Linked DNA regions of Homo sapiens: all the other regions are linked to region 5. The links are chromatin contacts, found by Hi-C or POLR2A ChIA-PET in ENCODE. All regions are on one chromosome and are shown on one strand. Each heading gives the region's core, a stretch centred on a gene start or an enhancer-like site at or near the end of the contact. The rest is flanking DNA. Distances are from core to core; before and after follow the strand shown. Region 1 holds the start of CCDC24 (coiled-coil domain containing 24). Region 2 holds the start of ERI3 (ERI1 exoribonuclease family member 3). Region 3 holds the start of C1orf50 (chromosome 1 open reading frame 50). Region 4 holds the start of DMAP1 (DNA methyltransferase 1 associated protein 1). Region 5 holds the start of CDC20-DT (CDC20 divergent transcript).

The links. A loop is a pair of places that touch in the nucleus more often than their neighbours do. ChIA-PET counts read pairs that join two places held with the same protein, here RNA polymerase II (POLR2A). Pooled maps may share reads with other maps.
Region 1: a pooled map shows a loop between it and region 5 (11-fold over the local background). The contact joins the promoter of CCDC24 here to the promoter of CDC20-DT in region 5. A Hi-C loop is called at or near these places in 7 of 50 pooled maps.
Region 2: a loop to region 5 is called in a map of CD8-positive, alpha-beta T cell, with 18 times the contacts of the local background. The contact joins the promoter of ERI3 here to the promoter of CDC20-DT in region 5. A Hi-C loop is called at or near these places in 1 of 168 maps with a recorded cell type or tissue (CD8-positive, alpha-beta T cell), 1 of 37 single-sample maps with no recorded cell type and 6 of 50 pooled maps.
Region 3: a loop to region 5 is called in a map of CD4-positive, alpha-beta T cell, with 23 times the contacts of the local background. The contact joins the promoter of C1orf50 here to the promoter of CDC20-DT in region 5. A Hi-C loop is called at or near these places in 3 of 168 maps with a recorded cell type or tissue (B cell and CD4-positive, alpha-beta T cell), 7 of 37 single-sample maps with no recorded cell type and 15 of 50 pooled maps. POLR2A ChIA-PET finds 5 or more read pairs at or near these places in 2 of 52 experiments (PC-9 and WTC11).
Region 4: a pooled map shows a loop between it and region 5 (6-fold over the local background). The contact joins the promoter of DMAP1 here to the promoter of CDC20-DT in region 5. A Hi-C loop is called at or near these places in 2 of 168 maps with a recorded cell type or tissue (CD8-positive, alpha-beta T cell and naive thymus-derived CD4-positive, alpha-beta T cell), 1 of 37 single-sample maps with no recorded cell type and 7 of 50 pooled maps.

What each region holds. Positions count from the first base shown.
Region 1 is chr1:43,990,175-43,992,874 of GRCh38, reverse strand. It overlaps CCDC24 (coiled-coil domain containing 24), which reads right to left and starts at 1,276. Exons shown (of 9, transcript NM_152499.4): 1 at 1,129-1,276; 2 at 871-1,028; 3 at 488-663; 4 at 236-352. The coding sequence starts at 996. B4GALT2 (beta-1,4-galactosyltransferase 2) reads right to left here. Exons shown (of 7, transcript NM_003780.5): 7 at 1,707-2,577. The coding sequence ends at 2,427. RefSeq lists silencers at 823-872, 1,013-1,122.
Region 2 is chr1:44,353,984-44,356,683 of GRCh38, reverse strand. ERI3 (ERI1 exoribonuclease family member 3) reads left to right here and starts at 1,427. Exons shown (of 9, transcript NM_024066.3): 1 at 1,427-1,792. The coding sequence starts at 1,658. RefSeq lists enhancers at 1,143-1,192, 1,093-1,593 and a silencer at 1,463-1,692.
Region 3 is chr1:42,765,806-42,768,505 of GRCh38, reverse strand. It overlaps C1orf50 (chromosome 1 open reading frame 50), which reads right to left and starts at 1,257. Exons shown (of 5, transcript NM_024097.4): 1 at 1,116-1,257; 2 at 882-997. The coding sequence starts at 1,194. P3H1 (prolyl 3-hydroxylase 1) reads left to right here and starts at 1,478. Exons shown (of 15, transcript NM_022356.4): 1 at 1,478-1,999. The coding sequence starts at 1,535. RefSeq lists silencers at 970-1,109, 1,730-1,839 and an enhancer at 2,100-2,219.
Region 4 is chr1:44,212,136-44,214,835 of GRCh38, reverse strand. It overlaps DMAP1 (DNA methyltransferase 1 associated protein 1), which reads right to left and starts at 1,365. Exons shown (of 10, transcript NM_019100.5): 1 at 978-1,365; 2 at 395-486; 3 at 1-133. The coding sequence starts at 1,082. RefSeq lists enhancers at 1-19, 20-521, 1,287-1,526, 1,265-1,559 and a silencer at 1,957-2,056.
Region 5 is chr1:43,357,236-43,359,935 of GRCh38, reverse strand. CDC20-DT (CDC20 divergent transcript) reads left to right here and starts at 1,263. Exons shown (of 4, transcript NR_183650.1): 1 at 1,263-1,386; 2 at 1,828-1,894; 3 at 2,036-2,133. It overlaps CDC20 (cell division cycle 20), which reads right to left and starts at 955. Exons shown (of 11, transcript NM_001255.3): 1 at 930-955; 2 at 540-769; 3 at 298-446; 4 at 115-211. The coding sequence starts at 720. RefSeq lists silencers at 767-916, 1,107-1,216 and enhancers at 659-1,167, 1,507-1,566, 1,678-2,186.

The DNA of each region.
Region 1 (2,700 bases), core at 27-2,526, 630 kb before region 5:
CTACAACACGCAGATCAAACCACTTTCTCCAGGAAGCTTTGCCTGTCCCCAGGCTAGGCAGGTGTTTCCTCTGGGTTTCAGTAGCCCTCATGGGCTGATAATCTCTATCACAAGTGGCGGTGGAAGTGCCCAGCCCGTGACTGGAATCTCCTGCATGGAGCCAGGTGCAACCCACCAGTGGGCTAGGGCCCTCTGCCAAGCAGGGACAGATCCCTCTCTCCTACCATCACCTTACCTGGGCCCACCACCTCTCATCTGGAATATCTCCTGTTCTGGCAAATCACACCTGGGCTCCTCCAAGGCAAAGTGCAGGACCCTGGGGCTATACTGGACCCAAGCTTGGGCCTGGTCCCTGCAGAAGGTGCACAGGAAGGAAGCTGAGAGGCTCCTTTCTGGAAACCACAGAAAAGGCAACCCTGGCTCCTTGTTAGGGGCAGCGCTAGCCCACCTGGTATCTAGGGAAAGGGCCCAGGCCTGAGGCTCCCACCTGCCCTCACAGATGGCTTTGTGGCGGAGACCCTGGAGCAACTGCCGGAGCTCCTGGCGCAAGAGGTCCTTTAGGAGAGGCGGTGGTGCCAGAAGAGAAGAGGGGTCAGAGATGGGGCGGGAGCTGGGGGCTTGAGAGGATCGAGCCTCTTGGAGCAGTGCCCGTAACATCGCCACCTGCAAGGAGAGCTGGGATACCTTGCGACTGGGGAGGGGAGTGTCCGGAATGGTGGGGGCTGGGGGAGTGAGGGAGAGGGCGGAGTCAAAGGGGAGACCAGGATAGGATCTCGGGAGTTACCCGGCAGGGCCAGGGACCCGCAGAGGTGGGAAATCACCCGAGTCGTGGGGCAGGCCAGGGGCGTGGCCCACCTTCCCTCTCCCCACCTCCGCCCGCAGCTCCAGGCTCAGGTCCACCGCCGCCTCCCCCAGAATCCTCTTCACTTCGCGTCGCTCCCGGAGCGGAACGTGCTCCTCCACCAGCTCCCACAGCGAGGGGGAGTGCCGGAGCATGACCCACCGACGCCGCCGTCCCCGGCTCGGACCTACGGGCCGCAGGTCAGAGTGCGGGAGGTACCGCGGGCCCGCCGGCAACGCTCACCAAACCCCGCCCCTCTATGGGCCCCGCCCTCTCCCAAGCCCCACCCGTGCTCTGCCGCTGGTCCCCTCGGCTGGGATTGCCCGTTCCGGAACTGCCAGTCCTTGGCGCTCTCTTCTGCCCGGCTTTTGGCCGACTCGGATGCCGGGGGCCCAGAAACCAGGCAGTGGGAACCAGGGCCCTAGCCCCACCTCTTCCGCGTGGCCATCACCCGGGAAACCACGCCGCGACTCTAGGGCCCCGCCCCCTCCCGTGTTTGGTCCGGCGGGCGGCGCGTGCCGGCTGGGAGTTCAGACTCACCTCGGCGCTCCACCGAGCCCTGACCCAAGCACTTTGGGCTCGGCCCTGGGCACCTTTAGGCCTCAGGGAACGTGTTAAGACCTGAGAAATCTGGGTCCACGGGTTTATTACTTCGTCGCCTCCACTGTCCCGGAAGCAGTGCAAGGACAAACTTCCCCTTAAGGCCAGTGAAAGCCTAGGGAGTGGCAGCGCTTGGAGAACCAGGATGGCCCGGGTCAGGTTTACTTGTTGGGCCAGGTTCCCCAAGTGCCCTTCCACCACAACACACTCAGGGTAACCACGTTCAGGGACCCGACCCCCACCCCCAAACAGACAAGGGAGCTGCTCCATTCACGTTTTTTACTAAAGCACCCACACAAGTTTCTGTGCAATGTACAAACACAAGCCGGCCCTGGGGCTCCTGCCTCCTCTCTCAGACAGGGAGGCGGGAACCAGACTTACTGATCCAAGCCCCACCTGCCTCCCATGCAAAGGCCAACCCCAAGATCCCAGGCAGCGACACAGCATCCCCTCTGGTCCCCTCCTGGGGCTGCTCCTCAGCAGGGGGCGCACCAAAGCTTGCCCCCTACAATGTTGAATGAAAAAGGTTTCCCCTCCCCTGGGAGCAAGGGGGTTCCCAAGAGCTGAGAATTCCCCCTGGAAGAGACACTGCCCCCTAGACATACCTCCCACCCTTCCAGGCCCTAGGGGACTCAAGGGGGGGAAACTGAGGCACAGAGAGGTGGAGTGACCTAGCCCAGGCCACTCTGCGAGGCAGTGCAGGGGCTGGCCCGACCCTGACAGTGACTGGGGCTGGGCTAGGGGGAGGGGGTCGGGAAGGAGGGTTGACTCCAAAGAGGGCCACACTTGAAGAGCCTGCCCAGGCAGGAGGCCCCCCAAAGTGGGTTCTGAAACTTCCAGGTGTAGCTAGGGGGCCTAGTGAAGACCCTTGGAAAACAGAGCCCAGTCTCAGTCCTGGAGGTCCTCCACAGAGCAGCTGCCAGCCAGGCTGTGGTCAGTCCTCTGGCAGGCAATCTTCGGCACCGAGAGCCTCTGTCCATTAGTGTCAGCCCCGAGGGGGCCACGACGGAGGCCGCCCAATGTCCACTGTGATATTGGTGAAGAGTGGTTGCCGAGACACCTCCAAGACCTGGTACCGCACTGACCCAATGCCGTCCCGCTTCATGGTCAGCTTCGTGTTTTGAATCTTGGTAAACCTAGATAGGATGGAAATGGTCCACATCAGGGCTAACAACTGTAAACTAAAAATAAAATCCTACACCCCCCAACCAACTAAATGGACCCCCTTTTGGCCAAGGGGACCCCAGGGAACCTTAAAA
Region 2 (2,700 bases), core at 178-2,677, 1.0 Mb before region 5:
ATTACAGACGTGAGCCACGACACCCAGCTTCCCTCTCCAATTTAAAAGCTCCTTGAGAATAGAGGTGTGTCGTTATTCATCAATGAATCCTCAGCAACAGAAACAGTGCCTGACACTTAAGAGAGGCACTATAAATACAGATGGACTGACTGACCAACTGGGGTTAATGTGTAGGTAATAATAGGAGAATCTGTTCCAGCTCCAAGAGTTGGGGGATAGTGCCTCCACTTTACTGACCTCGGGATAAGTCTGTCCCTGCTGCTGGATATTCCCTCATTTGTTCGCAGACATTTATTGCGGGCCTTCTTTATACCTGCCCTATGCGGTGTATTACTGATACAACATGAACAATATGGAAAAAATGCTTTTCCTAAAGGACTTAAAACCCTGTGGGAGCGACAACAAGGAAACAGACAATTATAAGACAATATGATAAATGCTATAGGTCCACAGCAGAATCACCTAACCTATGACGTGGGTGGGATTAAGGAAGGCATTCCCTGATATGGGGATTACCAGGCACTCTCAGCTCAGGTGGAAACCGTTATGGTAAGGTCCGCTCTCAGAGGTGGTAGGGCCCAGAAATGACATCATCCTAAGTGTAAGTATGCAGACAGCACACAGAGGGGCTTGGTAACTGAAGCTGGGCCCAGAGGATGGGGTCCTGACCGATTGGGAAGCTGTCAAAGCCATCATTCCCAGCTCATAACCTGGGACCCATGACTACCCAGAAAGGCATAACCAGGATGAAGAAACACAGGTCTCTCCAGCTTACTGGAGAGACTGACTGGGGAAGCTCCTCACAGCTGAGGCCAGAAACCTTTTAAACAGAAGTTTCCTCTGAGTGGACCTGAACAAGCCAGTTCCCTCTTCCTTAGGACGGCCCTTCACAAATCTAAGCATTTTCCTCTTAGCTTAATCCCTCCTTGTCTCAGGTCTCCCCCAGGCCCACATCCGAAAGTAGATGACAATAATTACTTGTTGAATGAACGAATCATGAGGAGTCATGTAAATAGAATTCTGTCACGTTGTGAGCCCACATTCACCTTACGGGTATATTGGAGGGCGGGAAAACGGAGATGGGGGGCTCCACTAATGTGTGTCTGTGATCCTGGTTAGATCGCTGTAGGCCATAGAAAGTTTCATTTTAAAAAAATTCCTTTCACAGATCAGAAGTGATGTCCCCGTCCCCGTCTTCTCTTCTGAGTTTGTGCAACGTCAAAACTACAAGTCCCATAAGGCCGGCGGCCGGGAGTCACCATCTTGACATACCTTAGCGCGCATGTCGGCGGGAGAGCGAGCGTTTGGGGAGAAGAAGCCCCGCCTGACTGCAGCCCATTGGTCAAAGGGGTCGGCAGCGGGCTCAGCGGTTGGCCACAGCGCCCGCCCGTCCGCCGCGTCGGTCGGGGTCAGAGTGCGCGGAGGTGAGTCGGTGTGTTGTGGACTCGTGGTGCTGGCTGCCGCTGTTCAGGCGGCCGGGAACGGGCGGTGGGGAGCGGGCGGAGCTGGCCCTGCCTCTGCCTGGCCGGCGCCGCAGTCGGCGCGGGCCGCGCCCGCCGCCGCCAACTGCCCTGAGCGCTTGCTGAGGCCGAGGGAGACGTCGGGGCCTGCACCTGGAGGGAGCCTGCCGCGCTGGCCCCGAGGAGGGGGCGTTGCCATGGCGACAGCCTCTCCCGCTGCTGACGGGGGGCGGGGGCGGCCCTGGGAAGGAGGGCTGGTCTCCTGGCCCCCCGCCCCTCCCCTTACTCTCCCCTGGACTTGGATGGGCCCGAGTTGGGGGCAACACCCCGGGGTGGGTGATGCTGAATGGCCCCGCCAAGATTGGGCCCTGGTTAATGCATGCGGGGTGAGGGTCGCGGTGCGCAGAATTTATGCAACCTGGGGTGCTGGCCCATGTGCTTACCCTGGATGCTTACTTAATCTACTGAGTAATGTTCTGGCGGAGGGGGAGCGGGGCAGAGCTTTGCAAGACAGGATGGGTGAGTTTATTAAGGGGGTTGACTTACTGGGATTACTAGAGAAGAAAAAGGTTTGACTAGAGAGGCTAGAAATGGAGCATGGAGATTGTGGGTAGAACATTCCCTTGACCCTCTCGCCAACACATGCCCACACACCAGGTTAGCAGTTTACCTCTTTGTAAATCTGAAGCGGTGGTAGTAGTGATGGTGGAAGGAGTGAATAAGGGCCTAACCTGGCTAGCTTTCTGTTTGCCTGTCTTGCAAATGGTCCAGCAACAGGTGTTTTCTTAAAAAAAGCATGAACTTGGATTGAGGCTTGACTGCGAGTTCTTGCAAAATATAACTGCTCCTTGTTGACTTGGAAGATGCTGGATGTGGGGCCCCTCAATGGGGGTTTGGATTTTGTCCTTAGAGCTGGATTTTGCAACAAATAGTGCCCATCGTTGTGTCTGCGAGAGGTCTCTGGCCACTTCAATGGCATTTACTCTTGTCAGACATTTAATCAGTCTCCCAGCGGAAGGGCAGCAAAACATGAATCCTATTGGCTAAAAGAGTGTACGCTATTCAAACTATAGTAGGTTGTGAGTGGCTAAATGAGTTTTGATTGTAGAGTTTCTTCCAGAAATTGGCTTCATCAAATTCTGCTTTATTCTGACTTTATCATATACAGCATGCCTTGTTTTAGTGGGTTCTTGCTTGGAGCTTAGTTTATTATACCTGAATCTCCTACCATTTAAAAGCC
Region 3 (2,700 bases), core at 8-2,507, 590 kb after region 5:
CACATTAAATAATTTTGGGCAAAGCAAAGACCCTGGAACATAATCAAGGCCAAATCTGATAGTGTATACAGGGATAAGGGGCCATGATAATCTTTAAAACAGCAGGACCCTCCATCTGTGGACACTGAAGAGGGTGTACAACTGGAAGTCTTGATAAGAGATAAGAAGGAATCTGGTTTTTCATTGAATAATGACAAAACTTTAGATCTTGGAGCTCTACTACTTCAAACCTTTCACTTCACAGATAAAATAGTTGAGGTCCAGAGAGAAGTAATCTGCCTTAAGTCGCACTGCAAGTTAGTATCAAAAGTGGGATTAATACTCATGTGTCCAAACTTCCAGTGTTTTTTCCATTATTTCACATTTCCTCCTTATTTGACTTATTTTGGCCATCCATATATAAACACTGGGCTTGGGAATACTGTGTTTAATGAGGACTAAACTTGGAGTCCTTGCCCTGCTAGAAGATGTTTAAACTCTCAGGTAACAAAGATCTTATGGGAAGCAGCTTAAAATAAGCGGACCTTGAAACTTCCCGAAGAACTTTTCTTTGTGTCAAATGGGAAGAATAACTCTGTACTGCCTACCTCACAAGGCTGTCCTAAGGTGCAAATGAAATAATGAACACTAAAGTGTTGTGTAAACCTTCCCACGAAGGAAGATTATGGGCACTCAAGTTGCAGTTAGAGGAACCTTTGGTCCCAGAAGGTCATTCGAATCAGGCCACCGACTCACAATGACAGTCGGCTTTACTCGTCTGTAAAATGGAGACAAGAGCAAATGCCACCCCCACCATAGGTGGTAGTGAGGTCTGAGCCGAAAGACGCAGAGTACAACGTGAACGAAGATGGTTATTCGCTGCCCCGGCCGCGCCTCCTCACCTTCTGCACCTGCTCTGCGAGCGCCACGAGGTCTAAGGGGTCCCCGGCCCGGTGGGTGTGGTAGGGGCTCACCAGGGCCAGGCCGCCGGGGGTCGGGGTGAGCTCCACCAGGGCTCCTGCGACACACACCCAGGAACACAAGCCGTGAGCTCCCGCCGTCGGCCTCCCGCGGAGCCCCGAGACCGGCTGCCTCGCGGGAGCTGACTTCCCCCTGCTGACTCCCGCCCCGCATACCTCCCTGGCCTGCAGCTGGCGGCGCTCCTTGCCTTTCAAGGACCCCCTCGGTCCGCCCCGGCGCGGCGGCGTCCTCCATGACAGCGCCTTATCCTCCCCACTCCCTGGGCTGTGCGAGTAGGAAGAGCCTGCGCATAAAGGCGCGTGGGCGGAGCTTCCGTCTTTCTTGTCTACTGGGCGTCAGTTCGACTGAGCAAGGCCTGAGCTCGGAGGCGGGGCTCCGGCTGACGCGCCGGGATTCGCTGAGGGCCGGTGGGGGGATCCGGGCTGACTGAAAGGAAAAGAGGCGGTGCAAGCCTCGTGGGCATGCGCCGCCCGGCTTGGAAGGTGGGGCTTCGCCCGGGGGCGGGCCTTCGCCGGGGGTAGGACTCCGGCCTTGGTGGCGGGTGGCTGGCGGTTCCGTTAGGTCTGAGGGAGCGATGGCGGTACGCGCGTTGAAGCTGCTGACCACACTGCTGGCTGTCGTGGCCGCTGCCTCCCAAGCCGAGGTCGAGTCCGAGGCAGGATGGGGCATGGTGACGCCTGATCTGCTCTTCGCCGAGGGGACCGCAGCCTACGCGCGCGGGGACTGGCCCGGGGTGGTCCTGAGCATGGAACGGGCGCTGCGCTCCCGGGCAGCCCTCCGCGCCCTTCGCCTGCGCTGCCGCACCCAGTGTGCCGCCGACTTCCCGTGGGAGCTGGACCCCGACTGGTCCCCCAGCCCGGCCCAGGCCTCGGGCGCCGCCGCCCTGCGCGACCTGAGCTTCTTCGGGGGCCTTCTGCGTCGCGCTGCCTGCCTGCGCCGCTGCCTCGGGCCGCCGGCCGCCCACTCGCTCAGCGAAGAGATGGAGCTGGAGTTCCGCAAGCGGAGCCCCTACAACTACCTGCAGGTCGCCTACTTCAAGGTGCAGACCTGCCTGGAACCAGGCGGCCGGGGTCCTTCTGGGGAGAGGAGTGTTGCAGGGGACCTGAGGAGCTTGGGGGATCGGGGAAGTGTCCGCAGGGAGGGGAAAGTGGCCTCCTGGCTGGGGAGCTCTCCTCGGAGCCGGGGAGAGCTGCTCCCTGGCAGGAGACCTTCCTCGCCCAGTTCGCATGGGCAGATGCTAACCCCAAAGGTCCAGCCTGGGGTTAGGGCACAGGCCAAGCAAAACTCATGGCCATTTTGTTCCCTGGGAAATCTCCTGGAAGGAATTAAAGCGGCAGTTTGGGTCTCCCATTCTGATGTCATTGTAAGTGTCCGAGTGAGAAGCTAGTAGCGGTCTACAATATCTCCCTTCCGGTTGGTTTTCCAGTGGTGCTTTTCCTGCTGTTTGATTCAGCAGCTCTCTTTCAGGATGTGAGGTTGCCACGTCGCCAGCAGGGGCTGCCTGGCCCTTTCTGTGTGTGTGTGGGGGCGGGGGGGGGACCCTCTGGCTAGTCTGCCAGGTTTACAAAGAAAATGAGTATTTTTCGGAATGCCAGAGTGCCATGTGTCCAAGTGTACACTTGGGCTTGGAGCGTTCCAGGCTTGTTTGGTGGTGGTGATGGTGACGATGATGATGATGATGATAGCCAGCACATACTTCCAGGCACTATTTTAAGCAGTTTGCATTTATTAACGCATTTG
Region 4 (2,700 bases), core at 116-2,615, 850 kb before region 5:
CATTGCTCCGTCCTTGCGGGCCGGGTTGGTGAATGGCATCCACTTCCAAGGCCGCACCTTCTTGGAGCCCAACTTGGCCTTCACTGTACGGTATCCCTGGCCAGTGTCACTGGGTAGCAGTGGGGGTGCATCCCTGGCAGGGAGGTTTAGGGAGATGCGAGGTTAGAATCAGAAGGTGTGTTAAAGAGCTTTTTGTCCCAGGGAGCTGATCTACCCTACCCTATAGCAAGAAAGTCATGTCCTGGAGCAAAAGACTTCAGGTCCTCCTGCATCCTGCTAAGCAAGCAGGAGCCCTTGCTGGGGAGGAGAAAATTGTTAGAGAAAACTAGGAGTTAGGGGCATGGCAGGTGAATCAGGGGCCAAAACCTGGGGGACTTGGGACTCCAATACTTGCTTCTTGTCAGAGTAGAGCAAGGCATAGACTTCCCGGTGCATGCCCTCGGGCCTCTTGAAAGTCAGTGTCTCAGAGGACTTCTTGGATTTTTTCTGAGGAAGGAAACCACAGAAAGGAACCACAACCTAGACCCTTTCCTGAAAATTCTTTAGTCCAGCTCAATCCCTGAACAAAGCAGCACCTACAGGGTCAATGACAGGCAAACTGACACACTGTAAAGGCACAGAAACCCACTCCCAGGAACACCATCCTACGCCCAAATCAGAGCAGTCCCCTCCCCATCCCACCAACTCTCAGACTGTTACAATGTCTTGATCTCTCCCCAACAATATCTTGCAAAAATCACACTTGCCTGGTCCTCTCAGCTCTTAGAGGTGTCATACCCTCTTGGTCCCACCATCTCCCACGATGTCCCATCTCCTCCCTCCCATCAAGGATGACACATATTCCCTGTCCTGTTATGTCACCCCTTTTATCGCCCAACTCACTGTAAGTGTAGCACCCATCCCTTGCCCGTTGTCACTCCTCCCCATCTTCACTCCCCTACCCTCCCCTAGTCAACGCTTTCAGGTGCCCCTGCTACCTTGTCCGGGTTGATAATGTCCTTCTTGCTGATGGTCCCAGAGGCTGCATCCCCTTCTGGACCCCCGAGTTCTAGAATGTCCCGTACATCCGCGCCCGTAGCCATCGCGCCTGAGAGATGGGGGAGCCACCGGAGGTCAAGGGTCAGTGCCTGAAGAAGGACCAGGCTCAGGTCAGGGGGCGGGGCCAATCCAGACCTAAGCGGAGGCGAGTTGAAGGGGCGGGCCAAGAGGAGAAGGGTGGTCCAGGTCAGGTCGGGGATCTGCCTGTGCCCCACCGCTTGGATGTTCCTAACGGCCCCTTCAGCCACCTGGGCCCTCGCACTTCCGCACCTGGGTCCGGCAGCTGCAGCCCCCACTACCACTCCCCCGTCCCCGCAAAGCCGCGGCAGAAACTTCCGGCGGTGCTCATTCGGAACGCGGCCGACAGAAACACTTCCGGTCGGTGTTGTAGGAAACGAAGCCGACTGGCAACCGAGGGTGAAAGCTACTGGCCGTGCTGAGCTTGCCACCCTTTGGTTCTCCCGCGAGCCTGTTTTCATTGGTGCACTGCCTGCTTTCTGGCATTTTCCCTCTACGATGCTCCGTTGCGTCTCAGGCAGTGAAGAGATACCAGAACTTTGTGACTTTGGGAAGTCACTTAATTTCTCTGGACCTTTTTCTTTATTTGCCGAATGGAAATTGTAATGGCACCTGTGTAAATGAAATACCAAGAATCCTTGTAAAACATTAGCACGGTGCGTGGGACATTTACTATTTTTTTATTAAATGAGTTAATGATTTGAATTGCCCCCTCTTCATTAAGTGCTAATATGTACTAGGCACTGTGCTAAGCTTGGAGGTGAAGAGATAAACTTCAAATTGTGATAAGCTTGAAGATGAAGAAATAAAGGCAGAGCTTCCTAGGGCGGCTGCCAAAATGGAGTAAGGTGTGGGCCCTCATTTGCACCTCCTCTGATGGAGATAGCTGTGGGTTGTGGCCTCGTGGGGATTTCCTGGAGGCCAGCTTCGTGGCACTTCACTAGTACAGGAGCTAGCTGCACTCTTTGGGCTACGAAGAAGCCCAAAACACAGCCCCAAGCAGGAACCAGCTTAGAAGTATCCCTCAAGGGAATAAACCTGGGGATCTTCCTGGAAAGAGAGAGACAGGAGGTCCTGAGGAAGGGCACAAGGGACAAGGAAAGCAGCTCCCAGCTTCAGCAGTCTGCAAACCAGCCTGTCAATTTGAAGGACACATAGCCTGTGGGATAGGGTGGGGCTTGTTAAGGCATTAAGAAGGCCAGACCCCAAGTCGAGACCTGCCAAAGATACCAGCAGGGACTAGAGGAGCAGACAGTTTGCGCAAGTTAGCTATAAGTGGTGTAGCCTGTTCTGGCCTGGAGAAGACAAGGGGATACAACAGCTGTAGCCACAAGCCTGACTAGTCCCCAAAACTTTGGAGAACTAGGCCTGGAGGTACAAACCTGTTCCTGGGTCTGATTCCTGGATGGATCCACTGAGCTCCAAACAGTTGCCGGAGGAAGTCACAGTCTTACAGCAGAAATTGTCCACAGGGTAAGGAAATGGTCCTTGGAGCCAGAAAGGGAGAGAGCAATTGGCTGCCTGAAACACTTGACCCTAGTTGTAGTTAATTAATTGTGTAATTACTTGTTTAATATATATCTCTAATAGACTCATTTCTGTGAAGACAGGGATCACAGTACATAAAGGAATGTATGTGCCAGG
Region 5 (2,700 bases), core at 14-2,513:
AATCAACACCTCCCTTGCCCTCAATCTTAGATAGGAAGAGGAGACAGATATCTGTGCTCAGCCCTGGAGATGAACTGACACCTCCCTCCAGGAACCAGGAACTTCGGGTCTTACCCTCTGGCGCATTTTGTGGTTTTCCACTGAGCCGAAGGATCTTGGCTTCCTCTACATCAAAACCGTTCAGGTTCAAAGCCCAGGCTTTCTGATGTTCCTGGCATAAAGGGTAGTGAAGGAGCAAGATGGTATTATCCAAAGAACAGTCAGGTCCCGTGCCTTAAGCCCCTCTGGGACACATACCTTCTTGGTGGGCGTCTGGCTGTTTTCAGGCTGGTTCTCCTTGCTCAGGAGGAAGCTGGCCACCTCCATCTGGGCAGCACTGCGATGGGGGATATAGCGGTCACCGCCAGGTTTGCTAGGAGTGGTCTGAACCTTGGAACTGGATTTGCCTGGGGCGGAGAAAGAGAAGACAGTCTGACCAGGCTCCCCAGGGAGAAAGTATGAAGGCTGCTCTCACTCAGTTCCTTTGGCACCTCACTGACCAGGAGTTCGGCCCGGAGTCCTGCCGGCGCTGTGGGATCGGTTGGCGGCCCGCATGGGTGAGGGGGCCGGGCCTGCGGCTTCCTTGGCTTTGCGCTGCCAGCGCGCAGGGGGTGCATTGGGGATGGGTGCATCCAGCTGAAGCAGCGAGTGCAGGTCACTCTCGAACGCGAACTGTGCCATGGGAGCGCCCGCAGGGGGAGGGGTCCTTGCAGTTGGTGCCTACGGAGCCCTGGAGGAAAGGAGGCGACGGTGCTCAGGGGACAGAAAGGGACCCCTTCGCTCCTGGCCGGCCACAAAATCAGGGCCACCCTCGGCTGCAGCCCCTTCCGGCCTAGCACCCCCTCCCCCTGGCCACGGCCCCACCTCGGCTCAGCCCCACCACCTCTCACCGTGCCCTCCGGAGCAGTTCCGACCGGCTTTAACACGCCTGGCTTACGCCTCTTAAACTCTCCGCTCCGAGCGCCTATTGGCTCCTTCAAAATCCAACCGTCGCAACCGTTGCCCTAGCCCATTGGCCTCTCCGGCGAAGGGGGCGGGCCTTCCGGGGAAAGTCTCAGCTATCACGAGAGTCTAGCGGCGGAGCGCGATTTGAAGGGTACGAGAGGGGCTGGGAGCCGGCGCCAGAGGACTAGTACTGGAAAGCCGGCCGGGACAGGGCGGGGCAGGGCGGGGCCGGGTGGGGCCTGCGCTGCCTCAGCGTCCTGGAGTCGTCTCGGTTCGCCCTTTTGCGTGCCTTCCACCGCCGCGAGCTCGGAATGTCTGGCCCCGGGTGCTTCAGGGTCCGAGAACCTGCAGAAGTTCACACTTAAATCCTACACGAGAGTCGTATTTATGATGCAGAACTCGGTGCAGAACCCGATGGAGTGCCCAAGGCGCTTGAGCCGTTCCTAGAAGGGGAAGGAGAGCCGCGGGCGGCAGCGGGGCAGGGGACGGAATTGGGAAGCTTGGGAGCAGGAAGAAGGCCAGAGCTACTTAGGGTACATTCCACTTTTGCTTGGCGCCGGGTAGGAACCCTGCTAGAAAGGAAGTAACGTGTGTTTGTCTCGTTTGCTGTTGTTTTACAAACAGGGAAAATGAGGTTGAAAAGGGTGAATGAATTCCTTAAGGTCAAGAAAAAGGATCGGTATTCAAACCTGCCTATCTGGAAGATAAGCTTAGACTGCCCTACAGGAGGCACTGTGGCTTATCCCCTTGGGGCTTTAAAGATGTGAGGACCTTAGAGATCCATTAGTCTAACCTGTGCGTGGTGCAGCCTCCCCACCCCGACAACAAATCCATATTTTACAGATGGAGAAACGGAGGCCCAGGGAAGGGATGTGCCCGAGGTCATACAAAGAAGTTTGTGGGAATCCAGGTCTGACTCGCACTCAATCTAGTGCTCTAATAATGACTTGAGTGAATTGTATGAATGTGCTCAGAGGTGGAGCAGCAATCATAAAAGTAATAATGGTACCATTTATGGACCATCTAACTACTGTGTTAAAACAATTTACAGGCCATGCGCGGTGGCTCACGCTTGTAATCCCAGCACTTTGGGAGGCCGAGGCGGGCAGATCACGAAGTCAGAAGATCGAGACCATCCTGGCTAACACGGTGAAACCCCGTCTTTACTAAAAATACAAAAAATTAGCCGGGCTTGGTGGCGGGCGCCTGTAGTTCCAGCTACTCGAGAGGCTGAGGCAGGAGAATGGCGTGAACCCGGGAGGCGGAGCTTGCAGTGAGCCGAGATCGAGCCACTGCACTCCAGCCTGGGCAACAGAGCGATACTCTGTCTGAAAAAAAAAAAAAAAGTTTACATACATTATCGAGTTCAATCCTTAATCCCATAAGGCAGATAGATACCCCATCTTCCCTTTACAGAAAAAAGAAACTGGGTCAGAAAGATTAGAAACTTGCCCAAAGGCATGCAGCCAATAATAAGTAGGGGAGCCCAGGATTCAAACTATCTGACTAATCCCTGCAATCTAAACAATACGCTATACTGTCCCAGAAAGAGGCTGGAAAAATCATTTTCAGTCATTAGCTTAAAGTCCACTCCGATGCTTACAGATAATGTTATTATCTTTGACTTGAAGCCTTTGCATTCTCTATTTCCAATTACCTTGGAAAATAAGGAATTGGATATGCTTAGGTTAGAGGTGGGGAATTCCCAGAAAACAT